2 separate regions of the Homo sapiens genome follow, and region 1 is linked to region 2. Evidence: read pairs that join two places in POLR2A ChIA-PET (ENCODE). Cell type or tissue: GM12878. All regions are shown on one strand. Links, peaks and the distances in the headings refer to the core of each region. The heading gives the core; the rest is flanking DNA. Region 1 overlaps PDXP (pyridoxal phosphatase). Region 2 has its middle 5.2 kb from the start of LGALS2.

Region 1 (2,905 bases), core at 141-2,640, 76 kb before region 2:
AGTTACTGAACCACACTAGCCTCTGCTCTTTTTGCTCTTGAGGTTCCACCGTACCTGTGATGGTGGAAATCCTGTATGAAGGTGTGTGCTACTGCACATCTCTTCCTGACCCCACGTTCAGGGACTGACTGCACGTTGGTAGCTCAAGATCGGCTGTACTGGGAGTATTTACACCACAGAAGCCAGCACATGGTATAATCATGGCTTTCCCTGCTATTCCATGTTTCTCAGCGCACCACTGGTCTGACCCCAAATGCTCTGGGCCTCCTGTCTCCCTTCCCAAGGCTGACAACACTCCACTCAGTTAAGCCAAAGGCAAAGATGGGGAAGGGGAACAAAGGGGAAAACAGGCGGGGAGAGCAAGAATCCTCAGCCCTGCTGTCCCCAGATGAGGAAGAGAAACTTCCCAGGCTCACAAGATCAAGGCCGAGGTGGGCCAGAACTCATGCTTTCAGGCTGGCCCAGGGCAACACCCCTGGGAGTTCTCCCCTCATCTGACATCTTGTGACCTGCCTATTTTAAGAACTTGGTAGAGAATAAAAATTAGCTGCGTGTGGTGGTGGGTACCTGTAATCCCAGCTACTGGGGAGGCTGAGGCAGGAGAATCGCTTGAACCTAGGAGGCAGAGGTTGCAGTGAGCCAACATCAGGCCACTGCACTCCAGCCTGGGTGACAGAGCAAGACTCTGTCTCAAAAAAAAAAAAAAAAAAAAAAAAAAAAAAAAAAAAAAAAAATTAAAGAAAAAGAGAGAGAATAAAAGCCACGTGCTCCGTTGGTGAGCGATTCCTTCTGGGACAGAAAGGGCTTCCACTGAGTCATCCCAAAATGTTCTTCTGAGCTCAAGAATGGCCCCAACTCTGTCCTTCCCCACCAGGATGGAGCTGTTCACCTTTGGGCCCTGTGTCCCACATCCTTCATTCAGCTAATATTTACTAAGGCCCAACTACATGCCAGACACGGGATAGAGCAGTCAACACTACAAAGATCCTGACCTCAGGGGAGCGAGCCTCCTAGCAGGGGCATCTGGGAACATCGCCGTCTCCCAGGCCACCATCATTCCACTCCCCTCCACTCTGTAATCCACCGCTCTGCATGTTATGCTGATGACGTATTCCTAAGACAGCAGGCCTTTCTATTTGTCAGCTCAAGTGGCTGCCATGTGGTGACAAGATAAACACACAATTTCGGAGGTCCCTGGGGCAGGGGAGGAGGAGTTGGGGGTGAGATATTTGCATTATTTCAGACATACACATCATGGGGGCTTTTATTAATATTGTCACACCACACCACACCACACACACACACCACACCACACCACACTGTTTGAAAGCTGCATCAAGCTGTGCACAAACATGATCGCAGTGCTGTATTTGTTAAGCCTCTGCCTCCCCCTCTAGGCTATGGGAGTGACAGCAGGATGGGTGGGCACAGCCAGGTGGCTACTGAGACCAAAGGGGTCTGGATTCCACAGACGCCTGCAAGGCAGGTGTGGGCAGGGCCTGGTTTCTCCCTAGCTCCTTGACAACCAGCCTTCCTGAGCCCTGGGGAACCTCTTAACCCACAGCCTTAACCTGAGCCTTGAGGCCTCCTGGGAAAAACTTTTCATAGCATAGCCTAAGGCAGGCAGGAGCTGCTGCCGCTGACAGCCCTGACCAGAGAGCCCTCAACACAGACTTATAGGGAAACTGAGGCTGAGGTGAGCCCGCCCACATACCAAGCAGGTGTGCAGCACAGCCAGGAGAGGCCAAGGACTACAGAATCCCTCTCTGCCATGCCATAACACTGGGTTTACATCTCCTGGTGTATTATCACTGCCCTGCATCATGCCTCCTCCAGGAAGTCTTCCTAGGTGCCCCTGGCACTAGGCCCTGCTCACCACCCCACCATAATCCTGTGTCTACTTCTCTCCACTCAATACCATCCTGTACCCCCAGGATTTAATATCAATGACTGTCCGGGTCAGTGGCCAACAGAGACGGAGTGACAGAGATCTGTCCACGGCCCCAGTATACTGACTGGGCTATTAACCTGTCCACACACACTGACCACTGCCAATTAGCCTCTGCTGCCACCTGCTCTTGTCTAACGCAAACCCTCCACAATGGAGGAGCCTCCTTTTGCTTCTGCCTCCCCTGCAGGGCTGAACTCGCAAGATGACAGCAGTGAAGACTGCCCTGGAGGTCGGTGTCACAAAGGCCAAATTCAGGTTCCCGCGCTCTATCACTCTGCCAGAGAGTTGCTGGCAGAATTCTGCCCCACCCATCATTGGGGTGCGGTTGGAGGGTTGGAGGGGAAGCCTGCGAGGACTGTCCCTACTTGTGAGGGCTGAAACACCAATTCCCAGAGGCAGGATGGAGGCAGGTGTGTGGGGACACAGGAGGTGGAGGGGCTCACTATATCTGTTCTTGGGCAGCTCACTTCCCTTCTCTTAGTCTCAGTTTCTTTCCTCTTCTTTTAGAGATAAGGTCTCACTATGTTGCCCATGCTGAAGTACAGTGGCTTTTCACAGATGCAATGATAGCACGCTACAGCCTTGACCTCCTAGGCTCAAGCAATCCTCCCGCCTCAGCCTCTCGAGTAGCTGGGACTACAGGCTGTTGCCACTGCATCCGGCTGCCTCAGTCTCTTTACTTGAGAAATGGGACAATAACTTCCATCTCCAGAGTAATTTGGAAACCAAAGAAGAACACACACAAAGCTGTTTCATTAAGTTCTCTGTAACATGGGGGACTCTGGCTACAACTTACATCATCTGAACACCTACTATGTGCCAGGCACTCACCCTGATCACCGTCACCGGGCATGCTGAGCACTGCCATTTCTCACCCAGGCAGAGATGCTTGGAGGTTATGTAACTGAACACGATTACACAGCTGTGAAGCTGGAGCTGGACCTGGAACTGAGG
Region 2 (2,905 bases), core at 209-2,708:
CCTGGGTTCCAGAAATTCTCCTGCCTCAGCTTCCCGAGCAGCTGGGATTACAAGCATGCACCACTACGCCTGGCTAATTTTATATTTTTAGTAGAGATGGGGTTTCTCCTTGTTGGTCAGGCTGGTTTCGAACTCCCAACCTCAGGTGATCCGCCTGCCTCGGCCTCCCAAAGTGCTGGGATTACAGGCGTGAGCCAACGCGCCCTGCCAGGGAATTTCTTTACGGAAGAATTTCTGTGTTTTTTTTTTTTTTTTGAGATGGAGTCTCATTCTTGTCACCCAGGCTGGAGTGCAATGGCGTGATCTTGGCTCGCTGCAGCCTCCCAGGTTCAAGCGATTCTCCTGCCTCAGCCTCCTGAGTAGCTGGGATTACAGGTGCGCATCACCGCGCCCTGCTAATTATTTTGTATTTTTAGTAAAGACAGGGTTTCGCCATGTTGGCCAGGCTGGTCTCGAACTCCTGACCTCAAGTGATTCGCCCGCCTCAACCTCCCAAAGTGCTGGGACTACAGGTGTGAGCCACTGTGCCTGGCCAGAATTTCTGTTCTAAGAAAGAAAGGCAGGGGGAGATTCCTACCTTGAGGAGAGAAAGGAGCAGGTGAAGGAAGGACAGCCAAAGGTCAGAGATTGATTCTGTTTTCTGAGGCCTGTTCCTGAGGCCTAAAGCACCCCAACATTATAACAAAAGACTAACAAATGCTGTGAGAGTTATGAGTTAGAAACCATGGGCAAAACCTATTTTATGTAATAATAGTATCACAGCACCCATCCATCCATCCGATTGTCCATCCATCCCTCTTTTGAGTTAAAACTGACATGATAAGGAGCTCAATCCAGCCAAGAGCTGAGGAAGAATTCCAGGTGGAAGGAACAGCAAGGACATAAGGCATGAGACTAGAATGAGCCTGGTGAATTCAAGGGATAGAGATGTCAGTGTGGCCAGGGGGCAGGTGGCGTGAGACGGGGCTAAGAGGTGGACCAGACCCGATCGTGTGGGGCTGGTTAGCTGAGAGGGGAGTTTGGATTTCGCTGTAAGTGCAAGGAGAAACCTGGAGGGTTTAAAGCAGGAGAGTGGAATGTTGTCATTTACATCTTACAAAGAACCAGTGGTTGGTGGAAAGACTGTGGGGGCAGGAGTGGAGAAAGGGAGAAAGCTCGGTGGCTTTGGCCCACTCCCTGCTAAGTCTCCAAATTCCTTCCTCCTTCAAGGCCCCACCCTGATTTCAGGTGAGATGGGATGACCCCAGAGCTCCAGGGGACCTGGGTGGTCCTGGAGGGACACTAGCTGGGGATGGGTGGCCAGGCATGGCCAGTGGCTGCTGTGTAGAGAGGGGCCCCGGACCCGGCCATCAAGTTAAACAGGAAGATCCCTGGGCTGGATGAGGCGAGAGCTCTGTGGAAGTCCCCTGAAGGAGGGACGGTCAGCTCATCAGAGCTGCAGGAGCAGGGGACCCCCCCTCAGGCAGCCTAAACATCCTGGAGACCTGATGGTCATATATATAATTTATTTATTTATTTTGGGTCGGAGTCTTGCTCTGTCGCCCAGGCTGGAATGCAATGGCATCATCTCGGCTCACTGCAACCTCCGCCTCCCAGTTTCAAGCAATTCTCCTGCCTCAGCCTCCTGAGTAGCTGGGATTACAGGTGTCAGCCATCGCACCCAGCCCATAGGTTAACTTTTTAAATTAAAATTAAGGCTGGGCACAGTGGCTCACACCTGTAATCCCAGCCCTGTGGGAGGCCGAGGCGGGTAGATCACGAGGTCAGGAGATCGAGACCATCCTGGCTAACACGGTGAAACCCCGTCTCTACTAAAAATACAAAAAAATTAGTCGGGCATGGTGGCGGGCACCTGTAGTCCCAGCCACTTGGGAGGCTGAGGCAGGAGAATGGCGTGAACCCGGGAGGAGGAGCTTGCAGTGAGCCAAGATCGCGCCACTGCACTCCAGCCTGGGTGACAGAGCAAGACTCTGTCTCAAAAATAAAATAAAATAAAATAAAATAAAATAAAATAAAATAAAATTTAAAAAAATTCTCACAACCACCCTGGGACGAAGGTGCTGTTAGCTCCCTTTCACAGATGCAGAAACGAGGCTTGAAGCAACCTGTCATGGCCACTTAGCTTGTAGGTGACAGAGCCGGGACTGGACATTATCTATCTGTTGCTGAAACCTCTGTGTTTCCCACACCCCACCAGTAACTGAGGGTCTTCCCAGTCCCTCTGTGTGCTGCTGGGGAGGGCTCGGCAGAGAGGGAAGCAAGAGTTAAAATGGATATTGCCGGGGTGTTGATCTGTTTGTTCTTTGGGAGGAGGACAGCAGAGGACACAGTAGGGGTCTCAGGGATGTCAGGACCAAAGTCTCCCAATAGCAGGAGCCCCGTGGGAAGCTGTGTGCACCACCAGGCTCAGCAGGCATGATGCCTCAGGCCCATGACACCAAAATGTTTTAATTTCTTTTCTTTCTTTCTTTTTTTTTTGAGATGGACTCTTGCTCTGTTGCACAGGCTGGAGTGCAGTGGCACTATCTCAGCTCACTGCAACCTCCGTCTCCTGGGTTCAAGCGATTCTTCTGTCTTAGCCTCCCGTGTACCTTGGACTCCAGGCGCACGCCACCACACCAGGCTAATTTTTGTATTTTTAGTAGAGATGGGGTTTCACCATATTGGTTGGGCTGGTCTTGAACTCCTGACCTCAGGTGATCCACCTGCCTCGGCCTCCCAAAGTGCTAGGATTACAGGCGTGAGCCACTGCGCCCAGCCTAAAATGTTTTAATTTCTTATACAATCAGAAAAAAATAAACTTTTAGGTTGAAGAGAAAATATATACATATTTTTTGAGACCAAGGTCTTACTCTGTCACCCAGACTGTAGTGCAGTGGTGTGACCATGGCCGACTGCAGCCTTG

The links. Peaks named below come from ENCODE experiments on the same cell type or tissue, not always from the same donor. Only the 100,000 strongest peaks of a DNase experiment are listed, where the experiment ranks them.
Region 1: POLR2A ChIA-PET joins it to region 2 with 7 read pairs; 10 of 35 experiments call an interaction of 5 or more read pairs at or near these places.

What each region holds. Positions count from the first base shown.
Region 1 is chr22:37,659,747-37,662,651 of GRCh38, reverse strand. All of the region lies in intron 1 of PDXP (pyridoxal phosphatase), which reads right to left. Among named protein-coding and RNA genes, the nearest start is that of PDXP, 2.5 kb to the right of the region's middle. RefSeq lists enhancers at 1,704-2,214, 2,215-2,726. In GM12878, for the core only: a CTCF peak has its summit at 1,387; no DNase peak of the experiment used is centred there; H3K4me3 peaks cover 2,277 bases; H3K27ac peaks cover 519 bases.
Region 2 is chr22:37,583,798-37,586,702 of GRCh38, reverse strand. No RefSeq gene overlaps it. Among named protein-coding and RNA genes, the nearest start is that of LGALS2, 5.2 kb to the right of the region's middle. In GM12878, for the core only: no CTCF peak of the experiment used is centred there; no DNase peak of the experiment used is centred there.